Regions from separate parts of the Homo sapiens genome. Here all the other regions are linked to region 1. The links are chromatin contacts, found by Hi-C or POLR2A ChIA-PET in ENCODE. All regions are on one chromosome and are shown on one strand. Each heading gives the region's core, a stretch centred on a gene start or an enhancer-like site at or near the end of the contact. The rest is flanking DNA. Distances are from core to core; before and after follow the strand shown. Region 1 has its middle 66 kb from the start of FOXN3-AS2. Region 2 overlaps FOXN3 (forkhead box N3). Region 3 holds the start of FOXN3-AS3 (FOXN3 antisense RNA 3). Region 4 has its middle 110 kb from the start of FOXN3-AS2. Region 5 has its middle 130 kb from the start of FOXN3-AS2.

Region 1 (2,700 bases), core at 69-2,568:
CCTTGTTCCCTGCTTCATCTTTATCCATAGCACTTACCACTATTTGCAAATTATATACAGTTTTTTTTGTTGTTGTTTGTTTGTTTGTTTGTTTTAAGATGGAGTCTTGTTCTATTGCCCAGGCTGGAGTGCAGTGGCATGATCTCAGTTCACTGCAACCTCCACCTCCTGGGTTCAAGCAATTCTCCTGACTCAGCCTCCCAAGTAGGTGGGATTACAGGTGCCCACCACCACGCCTGGCTTATTTTTATATTTTTTGTAGAAACAGGATTTCGCCATGTTGGCCAGGTTGGTCTTGAACTCCTGACCACAGGTGATCTGCCCGCCTCGGCCTCCCAAAGTGCTGGGATTACAGGCATGATCCACCACGCCCAGCATTGTCCATCTCCCCACTAGGATGCCAGCCCCAAGAGGGCAAGGATCTGGTCTGTCTCATTCACTGCTGTATCCCAGTACAGGACACATAATGGGCACTGAAATATTTGCTGAATGAAGAAAGAGTTTAACTTTTAATGAAAACTGTAAAGTGCCAACCATCAATCTCAAGGACACCAATGAATTGTTTGCTTACATCTGCTATAAATAGTTTTAATCTGAATAAATGACTTCTTCGAGATTTCAAAATGACCCATTGTGGCAGATTGCAGGAGATAGTTTTATCCTGTCATGCAAGTATGGACATCATGGAGAAGGGCATGTTTCCCATGAAGAAGGGCATGTTCCCCATGTTTCCCAGCTCTCATTCACCAGTCAGCTTAATGGAATTCCCCCTTCCTCCCCATAGAACCCACATGGATGAGAGGCGGATAGATATCAGCAGGCAGACCTCCTCCTGGGAGAGGCCTCTCACCATGGGGGAAGATTAGAGAAAAGCAGGAGGCAGGAAGGAGAATTCCTCCATGATGCACATGAAAACCCTGAGGCTCAGGGAAGTTGAGTGACTTGCTCAAGGTCTCACTGCCAGTGAGACTGGGACTGGAACCCACGCATGCCTCCTAACTGCCGATATTCTGTATACATTGCTTCTCTTAACAAGTAGAATCTGCGACTGGTTTGAGAACAGCTTCAGTTCCAAAACTCATAAGAGGGATTCTGAATAAATCTTATGACAGCCACAGAACCAGAGAAAGTCAGATCTGCCAGGGAGCCAGCCCTGCATATGCACTGAGGGCAGCCACAGCTAAGCAGAGAGGGGTGTGTGTCCATTGCAGCTCCAGGACCCAAGCTGCCCTCTAACCTGACTGTGCATCTCCCCAGCACACAGCTCCGATCACACATGAGACCAGTGTGGAGAGGGGGTGGGTAGCTCCACCTCGACTCTCAGAGGAACCACAAGCACAGTCACACTCAGAGCGACAGGAAGTTGTCAGAGTTCAGAGACTGTAGACTGAAAAGAGTACCCAGACTAGGCACGGTGGCTCACACCGTAATCCCGGCACTTTGGGAGGCCGAGGCCAGCAGATCACTTGAGGTCAAGAGTTCAAGACCACCCTGGCCAACATGGTGAAACACCGGCCCTACTAAAAATACAAAAATTAGCCAAGCGTGGTGGTGTGCGCCTGTAAATCCCAGCTACTTTAGTGGCTGAGGCATGAGAATCACTTGAACCCGGGAGGCGGAAGTTGCAGTGAGCTGAGATCACACCACTGCACTCCAGCCTGGGTGACAGAGTGAGACTCCATCTCAAAGAAAAGAAAACAGTAACCAAATTCATCACCCCCTGCCTTTTCCCAAAGGCTTCTTCTCCTGTTCCATTACAAAAGTGCATGCCTGACCAATGCAGGCGTTCATGAGTGTCCAGAAGGTTCCCCAACTCATATTCCAATCATCCCAGCGGTAAAGCATCTCAAAAGACCTGCTTGGTGTCTTTCTTTCTTTCTTTCTTTTCTTTCTTTCTTTCTTTCTTTCTTTCTTTCTTTCTTTCTTTCTTTCTTTTCTTTCTTTCTTTTCTTTCTTTCTTTCTTTCTTTCTTTTCTTTCCTTTTCTTTCTTTTCTTTCTTTCTTTCTTTCTTTCTTTCTTTCTTTCTTTCTTTCTTTCTTTCTTTCTTTCTTTTTTGAGACAGTCTCTCTCTGCTGCTTAGGCTGCAGTGCAATGGTATAATCATGGCTCACTGCAGCCTCAACCTCTGGGCTCAAGCAAACCTCCCACCTAAGCCCCCTGAGTAGCTAGGACTACAGGCGTGCACTACTACACTCAGCTAACTTTAAAAATTTTTTTGTAGAGATAGGGTTTCACTGTGTTGCCCAGGCTGGTCTCATGGGCTCCAGCCACTGCATCCAGCCGACCTGCCTGGTTTATAACTCACATTTTAACTCACATTTACTCCAAGACCAACTTGCCCTGAAGCCTTGAGGTTACCCCCTACAGGACTGCACCTGAATTAACCTGTGCTCAGTGGTCTTTGCAGTCCTGATATGAAGAGTATTGTATTAGTCCATTCTCACACTGCTAAAAGGACATACCCGAGACTGGGTAATTTATAAAGAAAAGAAGTTTAATTGACTCACGGTTCTGCAGGGCTGGGGAGGCCTCAGGAAACTTACAATCATGGTTGAAGGTGAAGCAAACACGTCCTTCTTCACATAATGGCAGGAACAAGAAGAATAAGTGCCCAGCAAAGGAGGAAGCCTCTTATAAAACCATCAGATCTCATGAGCACTCACTATCACAAGAACAGGATGGGGAAAACTGCCCCTGAT
Region 2 (2,700 bases), core at 110-2,609, 180 kb before region 1:
ATAAGAGAGGCCACCGACCCTCACCACTGTGCAATTCTTCGGCAGCTGGACCACACCAGAAATCATGTTGCCCAAGATATAGCACCCCTCACGGAACCAAGCCTAGTACATGGGTAACAGATTCATTCTGACATAGATAGTAGGTGTTAATTTTTCCCAGGCTGTGATGCTTACACACCCTTTAATACTAATAAAGCAGGAATCAAACCAAAACCCCAAGCTCTTTTTCATTATTATTTCCAGAATATCCATGGAAAAAGTCCTCAACATTTAAAACTCGGAACATAGCAGAAGGGATTTGGGGTGTGCCAGTGGTCCTCAACTGGGGTTGGTTTTGCTCCCCAGGGAACATCTGGCAATATCTGCAGACGTTTTCCATCACCACAACTTGGTGGTGGGTGGGGGTGCTACTGGTACCTGGTGGGTAGAGGCCAAGGATGTTTCCAGACATCCTACAAGGCACAGGACAGCCTCTCACAATAAACAATTCTCTGGCCCCTGCCGGACGCGGTGGCTCAAGCCTGTAATCCCAGCACTTTGGGAGGCCGAGGCGGGCGGATCACAAGGTCAGGAGTTCGAGACCATCCTGCCTAACATGGTGAAACCCTGTCTCTACTAAAAATACAAAACAAATTAGCCGGGTGTGGTGGCGGGCACCTGTCCCAGCTACTAGGGAGGATGAGGCAGGAGAATGCTGTGAACCCGGGAGGCGGAGCTTGCAGTGAGCCGAGATCGTGCCACTGCACTCCAGCCTGGGCGACAGAGCGAGACTCAGTCTCAAAAAAAAAAAAAAAAAAAAAAAAAAAAAAAAGAATTATCTGGCCCCAAATGTCAATAGTACCAAGGCGGAAAAACCCTGGGTGGACCTAAAACTCACAGACTATGCTAACGGTTTCAAGATCATTATCATGATGTGTGCCAGCCATCCCTGCTCCCCCGCCATTTGTGGTAAAGTTCAATGTAACATAAAAATAAACTATTTTCTTAGCTCCCAGTAAGCCCAGTTAACTATTTTCACTGGTGGAGTTAGAGAGACATCCTCCAGGTTTCCTTTAATGCTGCTGCTGACTTGAGGGCTGCAGAGATTCTGACAGGGTGGCTGGAAGCACAAACCTGTTTGTCAATAACAGTGGAGGGGCTAGAAGCACAGGGGTGCCTGCCAGGTAGTAAGAAATCTCCAATGCCCTCAAATAGAGCCAGCGGTAGACTCCTATCTGCCACAGCTTGTACGGGCAGAAATTGCCCTGCACTGGGAGTATCAAAAATCTTAAGTCAGCTACAAGAAAGAAACAGACATCCCGCTTCTGCTACCCAGCTGCCCCTGACCTCATTTCTGGCTCACCCCGAGTCTTCTGACTCTCATATCCAAACATGTGAAGCAAGAGTACAGAATGGAGCCAGCGTGAATCACTGTAACTTGTGGGTAGGAGCATGTCGCTTGAATTGCCATTTGCAGGGAGCCTGGAGGTCTTGCAAAGAAAGAGGGAAGAGTAAAGAGAGAAAAGGCTATTTGTTTATGGGTTAAGGCTAAAGACCAACTGATGAAAGGGGTGAGACCAAAAGAAAAACCATAAACGATGTTTTTCCTTGGCATTCCAAAAGCAAATTGTGGGTTTATCCAAATGCTGCAATTGGAAAAATCAGAGCTATTAGCACATGAAAGGTCATTGGCTAAGCATCACTCGCTGCTGTAAAATGCATCACCTGTGGAAATGCCAGCAGTCATCACCTGCCAGGGATTCCAGAATCAAGGCCACACTTGGCCACAGTCGGTTCCATGGATTCCTAAGGCCAGGGAGCCTGTCCTGTTTGCCTCAGAATCCTCAGGACCTGGGCCCACCAAGGGGTAGGCTGAAGGAATAAACGGCTGCTGGAATGTGAAATGAGGTCTGTCTACAAGAAATGCTACGTTGTTCTGTTTCCTCTTCTTCTTTTGCGCCTAGATTCATTTTGGAATGTGTGATAAAATACACAAAATATGAAATTTGCCACTTAAACAATTTTTTAGGTGTACATACAGTTCAGTGGCATTTGGTGTATTCACACTGTTGTGCAACCATCCCTACTATTTATTTCCAGAACTTCTTCATCATCCCAAACTCTGTACACATTAAATACTAACTCCCCATTCCCACCTTCCCCCAGGCCCTGGTAACCACTAATCCACTTTCTGTCTCTATGTTATTTGTCTATTCTAGGAAAACTTCATATAAGTGGAATCATATGATATTTGTCCTTTTGTATCTGGCTTTTTTCACTCTGCATAATGTTCAAAGTTCATCTATGTTGTGGCCTGTGTCAGAATTTCATTCTTTTCCAAGGCTGAGTAATATTCCATTGTCTGTACAAGACACGTTTTGTTCATCCACCACCTGCTGATGGACGTTTGCGTTGTTTCCCTGAGTGTTGCTTTTTAAACAGGATGGTCTATGGATTTAGCAAAAGCAGTGGTGAAGGGGACTGAGGATGAAGAACAGACTCAGACTCAATCTGTTACTAACTCCCCGTGTGATCTTAGGACCACATGGGTCTCCTCTGTGTTTTCAGTTGTAAAATTGAGGAACTGAATCAGACCAGTCTTCTCCAGCGTATTTTTGGCCACCATTTATAGTAACAAATAGGCTTCATTCTGACTGAGTTCACACAAATATACCATACATAACTGAAACAAAGGTTTCACAAAATAATAGCCTCCTCTGT
Region 3 (2,730 bases), core at 19-2,518, 160 kb before region 1:
TTCTGAGGTGCAGAGTGGAAAACCCAGAGAAGGGTATTCCATGCAGCTTGGAGAGTCGGGGGGTGGGGGTAGAATGACAAAGAAACATGAGAATCTGGGAAATATTTCAATAATTAGTGTCACGTCCTCCTTCACCAACCTTGTACATCGGCAATTCTCCACTCCAATCCTGGTTCTCTTCCATTTGGGGAGTGGCTATGGCCACAAGGAGAAAACCAAGCATATGGCTCTGTCCTTCTGGACATGTCTACTATGTTGGCTGGGCTGCTTTGGAAAATCCCACTTTCTCTCCTACAGCTATATGACCTCAAGTTGTCATTTCGAATAAAGTATGCTTCCACTGATTTTTATGAACACAGACAAAAGCTGCTACAACCTTCCCCCCCACACACCAAACCTTTCAAATCAACTGTAGTTGCTATGTAAGGTTATTTGTTTCTAAGGCAACAGTGTATATCTAAGTACTAATGGCCTGTCCTTTTGCCAGGCAACAAACAGCCTTGTGATGCAACTGCACCTGTCTCGGCTACGCGTTACTATGGAGACGCTCCAGTTGCTATGGGTACCATCACGCTAATCGCCTAGCAAAGGCAGACATACAGCAGTCTTCTCAGAGAGCCCAGCTGTTCCTCCCTGTCTCTTGCTGAAGACTGATTGTCTAGGGCCTGTGATGGAATGCTTCTCAACTGAGATGCAGAAGAACTTCATTAATGCTATTTCAGAAGATCACTTTGTGCTCCCTCCTGCAGAACAAACAGCAGACTAGGAAAAGAATCTGCAAAGAAGTGGACTGTAAAATTCCTGAAGTCTATGACATCATGCCATCCCTAATTAACCTCAACTTGCAGTCCAAGGATAATTCCTCTTAACTAGGTGGTTACGATAGAAACATTTCTATACATTTTTAAATATTTTTTTGTAGAACTGAGGAATGCACTTCAAATTCAAGTACTATGTATTCATAAAAATTGATCTTAAAAATTTGGTTCTGATTATTTGGCTCTCTTTTGGAATCTAACATTAAGACACTTTTTAAAAAAGTGACAGGCTACTTACCCTCCCTTCCAATGATATATTTGTAAAAATGGTACCCATGACCTTACTGTCTCAAACAAATGGGCATGTGAGGAGGATAAAATGTCTCTATTGTTTCTACTGTTCTCCTTGAAGAAGCAAAGACCAAGTAACCACAACAAAATGGTCACCTGGGAGCACCGTCTACATGGAGACTGCGAAAGACAACAGTGGGGACAACTGAGTGAGCCTCCACTGAATGTCTGCAGAGACCGGCCAGATGAGGGGATGATGGAGTTGCCTGCTTGACTCGTTCCTGTACTTTTATCCCAACAAAACATGACACACACCGAGATGTGAAAGCTGTCGACTTTTCTTTGTAAATGTTTCTACCCAGGAAGACATGATTTCACCCACCATGAAGCCTTCTGGAAGCACATTCCTCTGACGCTGCAGCAGCGGTAAGGTTTGTAGGAAATACAACAGTGGATATGCCTCCTAATAATACTTAATTTCTTTCTCATTTACCTGCAGTTATTTTTAAAATCTCGTACGGCCTATTAAATTAATTTCCGCGCAGGTCTCTGCCAAAATAATGCCATTTCAGTAGACCAAAAAAAAGAAGTCTGAATTGCTTACCTTTGATATGCCTGAGGACAGGTGGGAGGTGTATTGAACACGTGTGGGTGTGGGTGATAAGGTGTCTTTTTCAAAGCCTGAATTAGATTTTGTCTATACTCTGGGTCTATGCACCACAACGACCCTTTCCCAATACTCTGCAAAGAAAATTAAAATACAAAGGCATTAATAGAGAATTATTAAGTACTTTGCAATAAGTAGATGTATAGCTATTATCACTTCTTTATTTTTAAAAGCTTCTCATTTGTTGACTGTTTGCCAGCCTTAAATATTATACTGACAGTAGAACTCCATAAAATGCACTTCAATCTTACTTGTATTATGTTTGATAGGCAAAATGAACATATTATTACCAGGTTATGGTGATACAACAATATTACAATTTTCATACCCAAACTACCAATAAAATGAGAATCTCATTGTTTTTCAGCGTCAACATTGAAGAACACGTGCATTCTCTTCTAAAAATGAATTTAACTGTGTCAGATTTCTAAAGTTTGGGGAAAAAAAAAAGAGGGCCGAGACACCCCCAAAAGTCCATCTCTGCTCCAGAAATTTAGTTATGTTTTAAAACCATATGACATCGGGATCATTTTATAAAAACAGAAAAGTAATCCCCTTGTTTCTTTCCAGCTTACTCACAAAAGAATGACATTTACTCTTGGAATAGAATTCTGTAATTACCTTCCCTAAGCAACAAAAGAACTCAGGCAGCAATGGTAAAGCCCAACTCAGAATCCACTATTTATTTTTTGGATTCCTCAGTTCCCAGCAATCGACTCCAGCCATTAAGAGTTGAATCTTTAGAAGTCAAACTTTAAAATGCAAATTTTCTAAAACCGTTCTGTGGAGAGAGGGAGGCTTCCTGTGAGGCCCACTTCCTGTGAAGCGTTTGGTCTATGGACAGCCTATTTTTAAAAATGTAAGTCCTTCCTTTGAGGCCCCCCGGAACTGGCAGCAGGCCGACGGGCAATCGTTCCTCTGGCCGCACACTTTCAAGTGACCGAATGTACCCAAACTGTTTGATAAGGTCATTTGTAAATATTTACTGATTTGCAGAGAAAAGAAGTTAAATTA
Region 4 (2,700 bases), core at 38-2,537, 170 kb after region 1:
GTTAGGTGGGAGGGTCACTTGAGCCCAGAAGGTTAAGGCTGCAGTGAGTTGAGACTGTGCCACTGCACTCCAGCCTGGGCAACAGAGTGACACCTCGTCTCAAAAGAAAAAAAAAAATTACATGTGTGGCACACACTATATTCTTATTAGGTATCACTGGGCTAGATCATGTCCAATAGAACTTTCTATCTATAGTGATCAAAATGTTCTATATTTATGCTGTCCATCCAGGTAGCCACTGGACACATGCTGGTATTTAACCCTCGAAATGTGGGTAGTCTGAACTGAGATGTGCCATAAGGTAACACACAGCTACTTCGGAGGTTGAGGTGGGAGGACTGTATTCTGAATCAGGTGCTGGAGAAGGCAGAAGAGTATAGGGAATCAAAAGAGATGGGCAAGCTACAAACGCAGCTCAATTTTGCACAGCTCATAAGACAAATTTCATAATGCAATCTCTTCATCTACACTGAGGGTTAGAATGCCAGGAAAATGCATAACAAATGCCCAACGTGTTGTATAGGCAGAGAGGACAACACACCCAAATATTTGAAACCATGAGCTGTAAATCTGAATCTCAAGCACAGTCTCTATTTCCCTCAAACCTTCTCCCTTGGGTAGATAGGATTATGACAGTGTTGAGAAGGTGCTCTGGAATTCTGTGAGAAACACGGGTCAAATTTTTAGTCCTGCTTCCAATATATATGTCCTCCTTCCAGCCCCAGCCAGAAAAAGAACAGTATTGTGCTTGAAAATTTATGTCAGATCACTACCCACCTTGAAATCCAGCACCTTTTTTCAGATGGAGAGCCATAAGGCATAGATTAAGGTATAAGCAGCCCCTGTAAATCAGAAGGATGGCTAAGCCTGGACAGGACTCAGATTTCATTATTTTAATTTCTGGTCTTCAGTTTCTCAAGGAGCTTTAAAAAAAGCAACACAATAATTCAAATACACTCAAGGTTGAAAATGTATTTTTTTTTTTTTTTTTTGCCCATTTCTCAGAGGTAGGCTTGGCTTCTGAAGCTGTCACCAAGGCATCTCATTGAGGGCAACTGCTGCAGCCAGTGGGAAAAAAAGGGTTTGTTTTCAACATTAAAAAAAAAAAAAAAAGTGAAGGGAGGAAGAAATTCATTTTTTCTTCCAAACCTCCAAGCCTTCACTTGGAGGATACCCACTTCATTGGCATCTTCTGGGTTAAGGAGACAAAGGTCATGTTCTGATGAGAAGACTCAGATCGAGCATAAGTTAAGGAAGTTTCCACCACCCACGTCACCTGCAAAACCACCACGTAGGAAGCACACTGTGAACCCCTGAGAGGGAGCGTGGCTGGTACATAAATCCTTGCTTTCTCTGCACGCTCCTTCTGGGACTTTTGCATTCACCGCAGAGAGTGGGAACTGTAAAAATAGACTATATGTTTCTGAAGAAGTGAAAGACTTATTGCATAATGGTGGTAAACTGTGTCTACTAGAACAGAATGACTGTGCATGCAAACATAAAACTCAAAAAATAGCTACCATTCCAGACAAATTTATTTTTTTTAAATATTCAGCCTAAGGAAAAATATGTGGCTCTATGAGTGGAGTAAAAGCTTTGCTCCCTGACATTGGGAAAGTGGAATGACATTAGGTAGTCCAAAAATCTGGCCAACATATGAGGCTAATTCACACTGACCTCTCCTCAGCTGTAAGTTTCAGGTTATTTCTCTCCTCTTTACTTCCTTTTCTCTTTGTAAGACCTACACAAAAATAGAAAGGAAATAATTTGGAAACAGAAAGTATCAATTTTTGCAGAAGCCCTGTAAGGCACAAATCTACCACTTCCTTCCTTCCTTTTCATCCCTAGGAACAAGAAGAATGAGAAAAACATTCAGACAGACACAGCTGTCAAGTAGAAGAAGAGGCGTCTCCTCAGCCCTGGCCTTTGCTCCCTGCCTTCCCCTTTTCCCACTCTCCCTCTTGCGTTTCTGTGGGGACTCTGGATCACTGCTGAACCTGTTCTCCCTTAATAACTTCTCAACTGTGGATTTGCCAATCCATACAACAAATATTTATTAAGCAACTAGAATGTGCAAGCCTGGGCTAGGTACTGGGGGATGGGAGACCACGGCAAGTGAGAAAGAGAGACACAATGATAAACAAGACATGAGAACTTTCTTAAAGGAATTTAAAATCTAGCAAACAGGCTGGGCGTGGTGGCTCACGCCTGTAATCCCAGCACTTTGGGAGGCCAAGGCGAGAGGATGGCTTGAGGCCAGCCAGGAGTTTGAGACCAGCCTGTACAACATAGTGAGACTCTGTCTTTAAATAAAGTTTTTAAAAATTAGCCAGGCGTGGTGGTGCACATCTGTAGTCCCAGCTACTTGGGAGGCTGGAGCAGGAAGATCACTTGAGTCCAGGAGTTTGAGGCTGCAGTGAGCTATGATCATGCCACTGCACTCCAGCCTGGGGAACAGAGACTCTGTCTCCAAAAATTAATAAATAATAAAATAAAATAAAATCTAGGGTTGATACACTGAGTGTATTAAGTGTTATGATAGTGTGTCATGAAACCTGAAAAATGTCCTTAGGAGAGGCCTTGTCTCAGAATGCCTGGAGGTCTCTGTGGGGTACGCCTGGTAGAAGTTGATGTGACTTTTGGGAAGCAGAAATTGTGAGGGAAATGAGACATATAAGATCATTGCCAATTCAGTGCTTC
Region 5 (2,700 bases), core at 125-2,624, 190 kb after region 1:
AAGTGTTGCTCAATCAGCAAGGTGCTCAATTCACAGTGATTGCTGCGCATTTCCTTGTTGATCAAGAAAATGCAGAATCTCAGCGCAGACACATTTACCAGCACATTTACCATCAAAATGAATATAAGAAATAAGATTTTGATTTAAATTTTCCAGTTGCAGCAGATCGAGAAAAATATGTGCAGGAGAGGATTCCATTTGAAAAGCTCTGATTCAAATAAGTCCAAAGAGAATGCATCTCTATGTACCTAATGTTGCCTTCGAATTAGACAGTAAGCTTTTCTCGCTCAGAGCCCTTGTCAATTTGATTAAACTCACAAACATGTGACTGACTCCGCCTCTATTAAAAACACTCAAGCCAGAGAACGACTGAGAAGCGTGTGGCTTTGTCTTTGTGAGTGGGTCTTTTGGCCAAGCGATCATTACACTAGCTAAATGGGTGTACGGTTAAATTTAATACTCCACAACTGAATTCTCCAATCGCAGCTCACTGCAAAAAGTGATTTAGAATAATGCAAATTTGAGTCCAGAATCTAGAACACCCTTCCAGGCACGGAGGTTTTCCGTTTAAATGGCCCTCGGGAAATAACACTGATTTTCAAAGTCGTTTTAAAAGGCAGCTTTTGGCAGCTGCTATCTTTTGCATATTCTCTTTCCGAGATTAAAGAACCTTCAGGTGACAACACCTAGGGTAAAAGGATGGGACATCAGGCTGCAGACGTGCGTATGCGTGTGTGCACACGCGTGCAGTCTTGACTAGGTGTGGAAAAAAGGTCCGAAGAGATTCCAAAATCAAAAAAATTCCCTTGGCCTACTCCGGCCCCGAAGACCAACTCAGACCCCACCAGACAAACTGGAAAGTCTCCAAGCTCTCAGTCGCCCCAGTCGGCGGGGGAGTGAGTGGGGCCGACCGGCCTTGCGGCCCTGCCACCTTTCGGGGCGACTCGGTTTCTCCACTGACACCCCCGGGCGCGAGGTCTGGTCCATCCCGGAGTGGGAGCTAGGCAGGGACGCCACCTGGCAGCCCACTCTGGGCCCCTGGCCCGCGTTTCCCGCAGGCGCCGGCGGCGTCGGGCGCGGCCGCCGCGCTGCCATGGCAACGGCGGTCCGCCCCCCCCCCGCTTCCCGGCGCCGGCGCGCCAGCGGGGCGGGGCGGGGCGGGCGTTGCTAGGAAACCGGCGGCGGGCCGCCTCCGCGGCGCGGTCTCTCGGCTTCCACCCTTCACCTACTTCCCCTGCGGGGCCGGAGTGGGGGAGGGTCGGGGGAGGCCATCGGGAAGCCACGTGGTGGCCCGGGGCCTCGCGGCTCATTCTGCGTTGCGCCGTCCCTTCCAGGTCGAGTTGACGGCCTTTTCCCCCTTGGCGTACAAGTATTGAGTCCCGCGCCCTGGGAGGGAGACGGCGCTCAGCAAATTTAGATGAATGCAACGCTTCAACGTGGGCTCTCGACCTCTGGTCCCCCATCCCCTGCCGGCTCTATTAGGACAATGAAGTCCCCAAACTCCACTGGAGGGTTCTTCACCCACTCTTCTTCCCCTCCAAAGGAACCATCTCTTGAACTTCACGAAATCCAGGAGCAATGCTAAGCGTTTTGTATACATCACCTCATTTTCAATCCTGTGAGGTGGGAGCTGGGAACTTCATTTTAACAGGAATAAAATGTGGCCTACAGCTGGTTGGGGTGGAGCCAGGACTTGAAGTCCAGTTGTGCTTATTAACTTCAAGTGTCTGCCTTTTTATAATGCTCAAGTTCGTCCTCTCAGCTGCCTCTTGGCTAGCCCAGCATCCCCCTTTGCTGTCCAAACACCCACACCAGCCAGGACACACTGTCTGGAACATGGTCTGACAAGGGGATTAAAAACTTGAAATCAAGGTTGTCCAAAAAATCTGGGGCATACGGTTTATGTTGATGTATCATTGATAATTTACAGATGTCCCACTCTGTAATGTACTACCAGAATAACCACTTATGATCATCAAATTCTTAGGAAATGAAAATCCAAACCAAAGACAATTGACTCATGGTAGGTACTCCATTCTGGGCTTTAACATTTTTTTTTTTTTTTCTTGTAAACCATAGCTGTTCACTAAGTGTTTTTTTTTTTTTTTTTTTTTCTTTATTTCCTTGTCACTGACTTGAAGCTCGAGAGTGTATTTTCTACTAGGGAACTGTCTTGGGTTGCCAAGGATTTGCGTGCAAGCAATTTATTAAGGAAGAGCTTCCAGGAGAAACTAGAAAGGGAAGCAGAATAGGAAAGAAGCAGCCAAGCAAGGGAGCAATTTAAGGTGAAGTTCCAGCCCCAGCAAGATCCCCAGCTAGTTCTGGAGCATAAATTAGAATTTATCCCAACTTGAGGCAAGGGAGCTGGGGTTTTCATAACCCTGCACCAATTAGTCACTGGCTATAGTCTTTCCTGGAAAGGGTGGGGGGACAAAAATACCTAGCACTTCTGGTTCTGAGGTGAGTCTGGGTGAGTCTAGGCACTTAATTTAGACGCGTTAAGTGAGTCTAGGTGCTTAATACCTCTTCTGCAGTGAAGTGGCTCCTATAGATTAAGGGAAGGAAGTTCTCTGAAGGAAGGGGTATGAACCTTTAGGAGTAAACCACTTAGAAGCTGGGGCTAGGGGCAATGAACTGGAAAGGGGGATATGAAGGGATCTGGGCAGAGCACCAACAACACCCATGACAGTCCACCCCCTG

Evidence for each region. Hi-C counts contacts between places; a loop is a spot of excess contacts on that map. ChIA-PET counts read pairs that join two places held with the same protein, here RNA polymerase II (POLR2A). Pooled maps may share reads with other maps.
Region 2: a pooled map shows a loop between it and region 1 (3-fold over the local background). The contact joins two enhancer-like sites. A Hi-C loop is called at or near these places in 2 of 37 single-sample maps with no recorded cell type and 2 of 50 pooled maps. POLR2A ChIA-PET finds 5 or more read pairs at or near these places in 1 of 52 experiments (H1).
Region 3: a pooled map shows a loop between it and region 1 (4-fold over the local background). The contact joins the promoter of FOXN3-AS3 here to the enhancer-like site in region 1. A Hi-C loop is called at or near these places in 9 of 50 pooled maps. POLR2A ChIA-PET finds 5 or more read pairs at or near these places in 2 of 52 experiments (Caco-2 and activated CD4-positive, alpha-beta T cell).
Region 4: a map with no recorded cell type shows a loop between it and region 1 (6-fold over the local background). The contact joins two enhancer-like sites. A Hi-C loop is called at or near these places in 4 of 37 single-sample maps with no recorded cell type and 9 of 50 pooled maps. POLR2A ChIA-PET finds 5 or more read pairs at or near these places in 2 of 52 experiments (K562 and activated CD8-positive, alpha-beta memory T cell).
Region 5: a loop to region 1 is called in a pooled map, with 9 times the contacts of the local background. The contact joins two enhancer-like sites. A Hi-C loop is called at or near these places in 9 of 50 pooled maps. POLR2A ChIA-PET finds 5 or more read pairs at or near these places in 2 of 52 experiments (activated B cell and activated CD4-positive, alpha-beta memory T cell).

Annotation. Positions count from the first base shown.
Region 1 is chr14:89,509,258-89,511,957 of GRCh38, forward strand. It overlaps a transcript of FOXN3 not described here. Among named protein-coding and RNA genes, the nearest start is that of FOXN3-AS2, 66 kb to the right of the region's middle. Within about 2 kb of position 1,319, at least 9 of the 41 ENCODE cell types and tissues checked have a DNase peak (open chromatin) inside an H3K27ac peak, as active enhancers do.
Region 2 is chr14:89,329,077-89,331,776 of GRCh38, forward strand. The region is part of intron 3 of FOXN3 (forkhead box N3); the gene reads right to left. Among named protein-coding and RNA genes, the nearest start is that of FOXN3-AS3, 20 kb to the right of the region's middle. RefSeq lists enhancers at 1,039-1,288, 2,228-2,277. Within about 2 kb of position 1,360, at least 6 of the 41 ENCODE cell types and tissues checked have a DNase peak (open chromatin) inside an H3K27ac peak, as active enhancers do.
Region 3 is chr14:89,349,019-89,351,748 of GRCh38, forward strand. It overlaps FOXN3-AS3 (FOXN3 antisense RNA 3), which reads left to right and starts at 1,269. Exons shown (of 2, transcript NR_188029.1): 1 at 1,269-1,475. FOXN3 (forkhead box N3) reads right to left here. Exons shown (of 6, transcript NM_005197.4): 3 at 1,654-1,790. RefSeq lists a silencer at 2,398-2,447.
Region 4 is chr14:89,679,869-89,682,568 of GRCh38, forward strand. No RefSeq gene overlaps it. Among named protein-coding and RNA genes, the nearest start is that of FOXN3-AS2, 110 kb to the left of the region's middle. Within about 2 kb of position 1,288, at least 8 of the 41 ENCODE cell types and tissues checked have a DNase peak (open chromatin) inside an H3K27ac peak, as active enhancers do.
Region 5 is chr14:89,700,562-89,703,261 of GRCh38, forward strand. No RefSeq gene overlaps it. Among named protein-coding and RNA genes, the nearest start is that of FOXN3-AS2, 130 kb to the left of the region's middle. RefSeq lists a silencer at 1,104-1,163. Within about 2 kb of position 1,375, at least 26 of the 41 ENCODE cell types and tissues checked have a DNase peak (open chromatin) inside an H3K27ac peak, as active enhancers do.